Regions from separate parts of the Homo sapiens genome. Here region 1 is linked to region 2. Evidence: read pairs that join two places in POLR2A ChIA-PET (ENCODE). Cell type or tissue: IMR-90. All regions are shown on one strand. Each heading gives the region's core, and the rest is flanking DNA. Links, peaks and the distances in the headings are about the cores only. Region 1 has its middle 15 kb from the start of RUNX2-AS1. Region 2 overlaps CDC5L (cell division cycle 5 like).

Evidence for each region. Peaks named below come from ENCODE experiments on the same cell type or tissue, not always from the same donor. Only the 100,000 strongest peaks of a DNase experiment are listed, where the experiment ranks them.
Region 1: POLR2A ChIA-PET joins it to region 2 with 8 read pairs; 2 of 35 experiments call an interaction of 5 or more read pairs at or near these places.

What each region holds. Positions count from the first base shown.
Region 1 is chr6:45,558,980-45,564,362 of GRCh38, reverse strand. No RefSeq gene overlaps it. Among named protein-coding and RNA genes, the nearest start is that of RUNX2-AS1, 15 kb to the left of the region's middle. In IMR-90, for the core only: no CTCF peak of the experiment used is centred there; no DNase peak of the experiment used is centred there.
Region 2 is chr6:44,437,778-44,443,160 of GRCh38, reverse strand. The region is part of intron 14 of CDC5L (cell division cycle 5 like); the gene reads right to left. Among named protein-coding and RNA genes, the nearest start is that of MIR4642, 4.8 kb to the right of the region's middle. In IMR-90, for the core only: no CTCF peak of the experiment used is centred there; a DNase peak (open chromatin) is centred at 3,260.

The DNA of each region.
Region 1 (5,383 bases), core at 257-5,256, 1.1 Mb before region 2:
AAATGATTAATTTTATGTTATGTGAATTTCAACTCAATTTTTTTTAAATCTCCCGATAAAGAGTCAATCCTTCTAGAATCCTATAAACCAACACACATTTAACTCTGGAGCTTCGTCTCCTCATCTGTTAATGGGAGGTTGTGGGAGAAGAAAGAGTTCTGACCCCTATGATTGTTCTAATTCCTATAGCAGGACAAGGACTCCAGATGATCCCAGGACAGGACAGAGAGAAAATAAGATCAGCAAGCTGCCAGTAGGCTAAAATTAACTGACCCTCCACAATCTGGATTTGGCAAGTGACTGAACTTCTCTTATGTTCCTCCTCTGTGAGCTCAAACATATCATATGAAACTCTTGAGAGCAGCCCATAAAAATGATTCTAAGACTCAGGCCAAATCTGGAGAGCTATATATTTGAATCCTATAACTTCATTTCTCTCTCAAACATGAGTTCACAGTCTGCAATAAGTCCCAACATTAGGCGACGCAGGATTTTTCTTAATACATGATTATAATCTTCAAAAGCCCTTGCCGATACAAAATAAAGAGAAAAGAAGATTCCGGGAGCAGGCACCCTACAAATTTTAAAAGAAAATGAAAGGGGTCCCATCTGGTACTTTAACAAGTTGATTTGATACTTAGAAAATGATCCTTTTGGCCAAAGAATATTTTTACTTCGTGTGTCTATATAAATACACTTTTTTTTTTATAGAAAGTACATCACTAGTCTCTAAAACCAAACGTGGTTTTGATTGAACCAGACTTACATTTATTTCTGAAGCTCGTTTGCTAACAATAGAACTGGCTTTCCCATTTGCCAAGATCAATGTTGACCTGTTTTCACCTAAATTTTATAGATGTCAGAAAAAGAAACTGTTCACTATTCAGTGGCATACCCTGGCCTTTCTCAGCCACACTTGCTTGCATTTTTGCAGCTCCTTTAAATTCCCCTTGTCACAAAAACTAACAATAAGGTCAAGTATTTCAGTAAGAAATATTGAATTATTATCCAACGTTGTCAAGCAGCCAAGAAGCTACGAAAGCTAACCACGAACTGTAGAAGAGAGCAGCTTGACCTCAGGCCTCCCAGACCTGCCTCCATTGCACGGGGAAGGATTTTTGGCAGTGGGGGGCACCAGAAGGGTTGGGGAGGAAGGGGGGAGGGTGGATGAGTAGAATGAGAACTGGACGGCTCACAATCACGTCCAGGCTCTCGTCCCTCAGGAGTGTCTTGTTGCACTCATTTGCTGCTGCAAAGAGCCAGCTTTGATTTTTCTTGGAGAGGGCTCCAGGCACCCTAACATCTCAGCTATGCCAACACCATGAAGCTGCCGAGCTCTCCTGATTTCCTGGCCATATCCCTGTCCATCAAGGCTAATTTCTGTGACAACATAAACTTCACTGTGTAGCCAATAAACTCAAACCCGATGGAACTTGATGTGGCCAGGAAGGAGAATGACAAACGGGCAAGATGTCAGGGCTGGAAATATAACTCATTTCGCCAGCCAGTGGTTTGGGAGGGGTATAGATGAATTAACATGTGTGTGCATGAGTGTGTTTTATTTGTTCTAATAACTCTAATAAAGATTCCATGAATCAATAAAATAACTCTCACAGAGACAGAAATCAATGCAAGCTCCCAAAATGGGCCTCTGATAGAATCAGAACTCTCTCTCATTTTCACCCTAACCCACAGTGGCTATGGGCTCAGATCCTCTCTTACTTCAAGGGATCTGGGCTGGATGCTTGGGCGCGAGAGAGAAGAATGGCTCTCAACTGGGCGGGGAAGAGTAGCCCGCAAGGAGGCAGCGGCTCCAGGATGGGAAGTGAGGATGCCAAAAAAGCATCCCTAGGAAGGTTCCTGCCTTTCCACGAGGCTATGGGGCTTTGAAGGTAAGGTTTTCATAGTTCCAGAAAACTTCCCTGGAAATGCAAATTCACCCCTCCAGGATGAGAGTCAGGACAGGTTCATTTTATGAAAGGGGAGGTCCACGGGAAAGGGTTAGCTGATGTGGGCTTAGAGAGAGGGGAGTCCATGTGAAGTCCTCTAGGGGCATGGTGAGCCTCCAAAGGAGAGCTGTGGAGGTGTGGGTAGAGAAGACACCAAGATCCTGCTTTAAAATGTTCCATAGGATCAGTCACAAGCATAGCTCTTGTCAAGCTCTTTGAATGTGTGACCATGCAGAGTGGTCTTACCCCAACCATTTATGCTTGACAACCTTTCCTATTGAAGGCTGAAGGGTCCTTTGTGCCAAAATTATCCCTCACTGCTCTATCAAGACTCTAGTTCACTTGGTAGTAGGTACAGGGTGAGCAATCAGATAAAATACATCCCTGTTCTGTACTGAAAATTTGACATTTTATGCTGTCCTCTCAACATTTTTATATCTATGCTCTCTTTTGTTAAACATTAAAATCTCACATTTTTTCATGTTATCTGTTTTAACAACATAGGTGCTTCTCTAGGTTTTTAATTATTAAATTCTACTATTGACTATGGTTTTCCCAAGTATGACTCCTATCCCACAGAAATTCTGATACTGCCCACCCTACCCCACCACTCCACCCCCTTGCTCATCCTATCCGTGGACGTGTAGTCTGGCATGCTAAAGAATGCTGCAGAGCCTGGGGTGATTCTCTCTTTCTTTCTTCTTTCTTTCTTTTTCTTTCTTTCTTCCTTCCTTCCTTCCTTCTTTCTTTCTCTTTCTTTTCTTTCTTTCTTTCTTTCTTTCTTTCTTTCTTTCTTTCTTTCTTTCTTTCTTTCTCTTTCTTTCTCTCTTTCTCTTTCTTTCTGAAGAGCTACACATGGGAGCTCCATGCTGGCAGTACGTGTCCACTCCCAGGTGCTGCACTGCAGGAACTGACACTAGCTCAGCTTCAGACCCTGAGTGGCAAGGAATTACTCAGGCTTCCAGATCCAGCCCAGATGTCATCTTCCTGCCTTTCCCAGGACTTGCTGCCTCCTTGGGGCCCCCTCTGCCCTTGGTTCATATGGCACCTGCTGCACTGTACAAGTTTATATTTCTTTTTTCTTTTCTTTTTTTTTTTTTTTTTTTTTTGAGAAGGAGTCTCACTCTGTCACCCAGGCTGGAGTGCAGTGGCACAATTTGGCTCACTGCAACCTCTGCCTTCCACATTCAAGTGATTCTCCTGCCTCAGCCTCCTGAGTAGCTGGGACTACAGGCGTGCACCACCACATCTGGCTAATTTTTGTATTTTTAGTAGAGACAGGGTTTCACCACGTTGGCCAGGCTGGCCTCGAACTCCTGACCTCAGGTGATCCACCCGCCTCAGCTTCCCAAAGTGCTGGGATTACAGGCGTGAGCCACCGCACCTGGCTGTGAAGTTTATACTTCTGTCTCTCTGAGCAGATGGTGAGCTTCATGAGGGTGGAGATATATCTCATTCATTTTCATTTCCATCATTTCTAGTAAGTGTTTAATCAATATTTTTGAATGAATACAAATGTAACCCCTCCCTTAAGATCAGACTAGAGTTGGGGACTGAAGCAAAGCAATGACAATTATTTTCTCAAGCAAGGGATGGGGTGAAGCCACAAATTCCTCCTCCTCTTAGCTTTCCACCTTCCTCTGCCCTGTAAATGACTTGACACTTATGTCTGAGAATCACTTGGCACAATAATGGCTGTGTCTATCATTAAACAGGGGTCAGATGAACTATGTTATAAGTCTTATAACACTATACTTAATACCTGTGTGCTCTATCATCACCCCATCAGAATGGTTTTCCCCTTCTACTTTTTAAATTGAAGGGTGATATGGTTTGGCTGTGTCTCCACCCAAATCTCATTTTGAATTCCCACGTGTTGTGGGAGGGATCCGGTGGAAGGTAATTGAATCATAGGGGAAAATCTTTCCCATGCTGTTCTCATGATAGTGAATAAGTCTCATGAGATCTGATGGTTTTAAAAAGAGGAGTTCCCCTGCACAAGCTCTCTCTTTGCCTGCCACCAACCATGTAAGATATGATTTGCTCCTCCTTGCCTTCCACCATGATTGTGAGGCCTCCCCAGCCACGTGGAACTGTGAGTCCAATTAGACCTCTTTCTTTTGTAGATTGCCCAGTCTTGGGTATGTCTTTGTCAGCAGTGTGAAAATGGACTAATACAAAGGGATATTGGTTATAGGTAACTTAGATAGCAAGCAGATAAAAGGTACAATTGAGATGACAAGCCCTTTTTCAAGAATAGCTGTTATGCTTTGATTTGTTTAGGTGGCTAGGACATCATGTTAATGAAGTCAAGACTATGGCCCCATCTCTAGAGGCCAAAGCTTGAAACAGCAAATAGAAAGACCTTTCCAAGCCACTACCCTTAGCATTGATGGCAAGGGTCTGGGTGAGAAAATCCCTCTTGTCCACTAAACGGAAATCAACTTGAAGCATGTTGCCAACAGATATATCAGCTTTCTCCAGGAAGAAATGGCACTGATGCTCCTAGACTGGATTTCTCATCCTCTAAGTCAGGCCTGGTATGCTAACTTCATCTATGTTTTAAATAAAGTAACATATAACAGGTCTTTAATTAATAAGGTTAGCTGGAGCATGGTATGGGATCAGCATGTTGGAAATTAATTTATATAAGAAAGTTTTAATAAATCAGTTTGCCTAAATTTATAACAAATGAAAATAGGTTCATGAAAACTAGGACATTAAAAAAGTAGTTAATGAAAATATAATGCAGAAGGTGCTACTATTATGAAGGAAGGAAATATCTCTTACGGTGAGTGAGTATAGAAACTGCTTGAAATAGATGTCCTGACCCTTGACTTCCAATCATCTGTCTATGGGGTGATCCTTCAAAAGTGATTTGACCTCTCTGGGATTCCATTTCCCCATCCTCTACAAAATGACCATTTTGCCAGTTCTGCAGTAAACAATGGACCCCATTCTCTTTCTTAATGTTAGACAGACTCTAGTCTTTTAAAACTCCCCATAATTTCTCCATTCCAAAAGCCATTCCAAATCTATAGGTAAGAGCTCCATGGTCCTTCAGCAGACCATCTGGCTGGCAATATATTATTGTCCCAAGTTAAAGAGAAGGTCAAGAGAGGTTAAGTGGCTTGTTCAAGGTCATGCATCTAGTTAGTAGGGGTTAAGGATCTGGAACCCAGAACTTTTTGCCACTTTCTGATGTCCCCCTTTCAATACACTGCTCAACCCCTTCAGGGAGAGTTGGCTTCATGGCTGCTACAACAGGGTGGAGAAAATGGAAGAGTAGATTTTCCCTCTTTGACTGTATGAAAATCACCCACTTTTAGAATACCAAACCACCCATATATGTGGTGGGAATGAAAGTCTTGTGTGACTAAATATAGATGCCAAGTACCTTACAAATATTTGAGTGTTTGCTTTAGGAAATGAGA
Region 2 (5,383 bases), core at 237-5,236:
AAAAAAAAGAAAAGAAAAGAAAAGGAAGGAAGGAAAAGAAAAGAAAAGAAGGAAGGAAGGAAAAGAAAAGAAAGAGAGACAGGGACAGGACAGGGCAGGAGAGGAGAGAGAAGAAAGAAAAAGAAAGAGAAGAAAGAGAGAGAAAAAAAAACTGCCAACCAAGAATACTATACCCAGCAACCCTGTATTTCAAAACCAAATGGATGATAAAGACTTTTTCAATCAATAGCTAACTTTATCACCACTAGACCTGCATTACAGGAAATGCTAAAAGGAGTTCTTCAAGCTGAAGGAAGAGAACACTAATTAATAACATGAAAATTTATTAAAGTATAAAACTTTTTTTGTATATTTTGGATATTAACCCCTTATCCAGGCCAGGGCATGGTATATACATTGTCATATCCAAACATTCTAATACTCTAATGGCAGTGAGTAAATCAATTATATCTCTAGTATAAAGGTTAAAAGGCAAAACTATTAACAACTGAAGTGCAACAATTTGTTAAGGGAATAAATATTATATAAAAATTTTAAGTATAACATCAGAAATACAAAATATGGGAGAAAGGGGTGTAAAAGTGTATAGTTTGTGTATGCAATTAAAATTAAGTTGTTATCAACTTAAAATACCGTTATATAAGCTGTTTTATGTAAGCCTCAAGTTAACCACAAAGCAAAAGTCTGTAACAGACAGACAAGAGATAAAAAGATAAAATCCAAAGCATACCACTACAGAAAGCCATTAAGACACACACACACACACACACACACACACACACACAACATACACACACACACAAGCAAGAGAGGAGGAATAGAACAAAGGATCTATAAACAGAAAACAATTGGCACTGGTTAAGTCCTCACCTATCAATAATTACTCTGTAAATGGATTACATTCCCCAATCAAAAGGCATAGAGTAGGCCAGGCATGGCGGCTCATGCCTGTAATCCCAGCACTTTGGGAGGCTGAGGTGGGTCTATCATGAGATCAAGAGATCAATACCATTCTGGCCAACACAGTGAAATCCCGTCTCTACTAAAAATATAAAAATTAGCCGGGCATGGTAGCGGGCGCCTGTAGTCCCAGCTACTCGGGAGGCTGAGGCAGCAGAATAGCTTGAACCCAGGAGGTAGAGGTTGCAGTGAGCACAGATCGCACCACTGCACTCCAGCCTGGCGACAGAAGGAGGCTCTGTCTCAAAAAAAAAAAAAAAAAAAAAAAGAACAAGACCTTACAAAGTGCTGGGATTACAGGTGTGAGCCACCACTCCCGGCCTGGATAAGGGGTTAATATCCAAAATATACAAACAAACAAAAAAATTCAAACTACTCAATAAAAAACAAGTAACCCTATTTTTAAAATGGGGAAAGGACCTGAATAGACATTTCTCAAAAGACGACATACAAGTGGTCAACAGGTACATGAAAAAAATGCTTAACATCTCTAATCATCAGAGAAATGCAAATCAAAACCACAATAAGGTATTACCTTACACCTGTTAGACTGGTTATTTAAAAAAATGAAAAACAGTATGTGTTGGCAAGGGATGTGGAGAAAAGAGAACCCCTGTTCACTGTTGGTGGTATTGTAAATTAGTACAGCCATTATGGAAAACAGTATGGAGGTTCCTCAAAAAACTGAAAACAGAATTATCATTCAATCCAGCCATTCCACTTCTGGCTATACATATCCAAAGGAATTGAAATCAGTATGTCAAAGAGATGTCTGCACTTCCACGTTCTTTACAGCATTATCCACAACAGCCAAGACACGGATTTTTAAAATATGGTATACACATAAAACGGAATACTATTCAGTCTTTAAAAAACAGGAAATCCTGTTATTTGCAACAACAGATGGACACAGAGGACATTCTGCTAACTATGATAAGCCAGGCACAGAAAGCCAAATATCATATGATGTTAACTTGTATATGGAATCTAGAAATGTTAATCTCATAGAAGTAGAGAGTACAATGGTGGCTACCAGAGGATACTGGGGTAAAGGGTAGATAGGGAAAGGGGAGATGTTGGTCAAAGGTACAAAGTTTCAGTTAGACGGAAGAATAGGTTCTGGTGATCTATTACATAGCATGGTAATCACAGAATCATGTTTATTTCAAAATAGCTAAAAGAAGGGATTTTTAGGCTGGGCATGGTGGCTCACACCTGTAATCCCAACACTTTGGGAGGCTGAGGTGGATGGATCACTTGAGGTTAGGAGTTCACGACCAGCCTTGCCAAGATGGTGAAACGCCATCTCTATTAAAAATACAAAAATTAGCTAGGCAAGGTGGCACACGCCTGTAGTCCCAGCTACTCCAGAGGCTGAGGTGGGAGAATCGCTTGAACCCAGGAGGCAGAGGTTGCAGTGAACCTAGATCACACCACTGCACTCCAGCCTGGACAACACAGCAAGACTCCATAGCAAAAAAAAAAAAAAAAAGGATTTTAAATATTCTCTCCACAAAGAAGTGGTATGTATTTGAGGGGATTAATATGTTAATTAGCTGATTTAATCACTTCACATATGTGTATGGAAAAAATCACATCTTACTCCATAAACATATGCAATTATTATTTGTCAATTAAAATAGAACTTTTAAAAATATGGCCAGGTGCAGTGGCTCACAACTGTAATCCCAGCACTTTGGAAGGCCACGGTGGGCAGATCACCTGAGGTCAGGAGTTCGAGACCAGCCTGGCCAACATGACAAAACCCCCATCTCTACTAAAAATACAAAATTTAGCCAGGCATGGTGGTGCATACCTGTAGTCCCAGCTACTCGGGAGGCTGAGACAGGAGAATCACTTACACCCAGGAGGCGGAGGTTGCAATGAGCCAAGATCAGGCGACTGCACTCCAGCCTGAGCAACAGAGCAAGATTCCATCTCAAAAAAAAAAAAAAAAAGTCTAAGTCAAGCCCATGGGAGGTGGAGGCAGGCGAGTAACACTGCATGTTATGTGCCTTACAAACATGAGATGGATCTAAAATTAATTTAAATGAAGAAGCTCCTTTAAAACCATTCATTTCTTCAGATTTTTATAAAAGTTAAGCTTTTATTCCTCTGCAATTTACTTGAACAATAAATTCATGAAAACTGTTAATTTCCTTTATAAATGAACCTCTGATAAATCAAACCAAGTTCCATGGCAATGATTATATGTCTCCTAAGGGAGTTAGGATATACTGGTTGAAGGCAGGCAGTACAGTACAGCGGGGTAAGAGTGAGTCACTCTTACAACCCAGCATTGCTGCCCAGCTGTTTTGAGCTGATGCAAGTTATTTAACCTATGTGTCTCCATTTCTCCATCAGTAAAATGGCAGTCATTGCTACAAGTTGTTATGAAGCTTAAATAAGATCATAGACATAAAAAGCCTCAGCTGTCCAGTGCCTGGCACAGAATAAGCAGTCAACAAATGTCAGGTCTGATTACCATTATTATTTTCCAGATACTAAGAGTTCAAACATTTTGCTCTTTTCCCTAACAACTAAGGGAGTAAAAGGATGAGGCTTTAAAAGCTTCATTAAAATTCCAACTTCAATATAAGTCTATGTGGACCCTTTCCTGGAAACACAGCAAGGAAAAACAGCTGGTCCTTCTTTTAAGTGAGGAGTTTGCCCCTTGTGGACCACAAGACCAAACAACACACACTGGACCTCTGTCCTACAGTGTAAAAATAGCGTTAGAACATGGACTCGCGGTGCTTCCCAACTCTATGGGAAGATTTTCTAACCCTGAAGTTCAAATGAGGTGAAGGAAGTATCTAAGTAATTCCACTCCCAGTATTTCCCAAGAGAAATGAAAACATGTCCACACGAAAACCTGTACACGAATGTTCATAGCAACATTATTCATAATAGGTAAAAGTAGAAGCAACCCAAATATCCATCAACTGATAAATGGATAAATAAAATGTGGTATTATCCACACAATGGAATGGTACTCAGCCATAAAAACAAATACTAATATATACTACTACATGGATGAACTTTGAAAACATTATGTTAAGTAAAAGAAGCCCATCACAAAAGACCACATATTACATGATTCCACTTATGTGAAATATCCAAAATAGGCAAATCTATTGATACAAAAAGTAGATTAATGGTTTCCTAGGGGTGAGCAGGTTGGGGGGAATGAGGAGTAACTGCTGATACAGAATCTCTTTCTGAGGTGATGTAAATGTTCCAATAATGGTTGCACAACTATGTCAATTTACTAAAAGCCACTGAACTATACACTTTAAATTGTCTTAACTTTATGGTATGTAATTTATATCTCAGTAAGGATATTATAAAAATAAGGTATACAAGGAGTAGAAACATTACCTCCACAGGAGAAAAAAAAATTCCTCATCTTCAATTCTTCTGGATACAAAATGCAAAAATACTTTTCCCCAGAAATCAAAAGCAGTACTTTCTAAGTTCTAGAAAGGCAGTAGTGGGATGGAGTTAGAGTTTAAAAAAAAAAAAAAAAAAAAAAGACAAAACTTCCACCACATAAATTTTACAACACCATCAAGGAAAGAAGACAATAATTTGTACTCACTCTCTTCCACTTCAAATATTTCTGGAGTATGTCTTTTTACGCCAGTGGTTTTCAACCACAGCTAAACTTCAGAATTGCCAGTGGAGTTTTTAAAATCTACCAGCACCAGTGCCCTAACTCCAGAGACTCTGATTTAAATGGTCTCAGATCTTTGTGTCCTTAAAAACTCCCAAATGATTCTAACAGGCAATTAGGATGTCAAACTCTGTTTCAGCCAGAGTCATTACACAAGCTAGGTATCAGTTGTTTTCTCAACTATATCTACCAAAAAGTCCTCATTTCCAATAAGATATGAACAACTAAATCCATCAAGTTACATTCAAGTTCCTTCTTCTATAATTTAACATGTTCAGCCAGGCAACAGTGGTTCACACCTGTAATCCTAGCACTTTGGGAGGCCAAGGCAGGTGGATCGCTTGAGCCCAGGAGTTCGAGACCAACCTGGACAATAGAGTGAAACACTGTCTCTCAAAAAATACAAAAATTAGCCAGACATAGTGGCACATGCCTGTGGTTCCAGCTACTTGGGAGACTGAGGCGGGAATCACCCAAGCCTGAGAGGTTGGAGGCAGCAGTGAGCCATGATCGCGCCACTGCACTCCAGCCTGGTCAACAGAGAAAGACCCTGTCTCCAAAAAAGTAAAACAATTCAGCATGTTCTAAGAATACCCATTATTACATACTCCAATCACATTTGGATTCAAACACACATTCCAAAACCTTAACAGCAAAGAATTTCAAATTAATACATATAATGCTTTTTAAAAATTAATCATACGAATTAACATTTTCATTGATAACTCAGCTATACACTATGCTCCA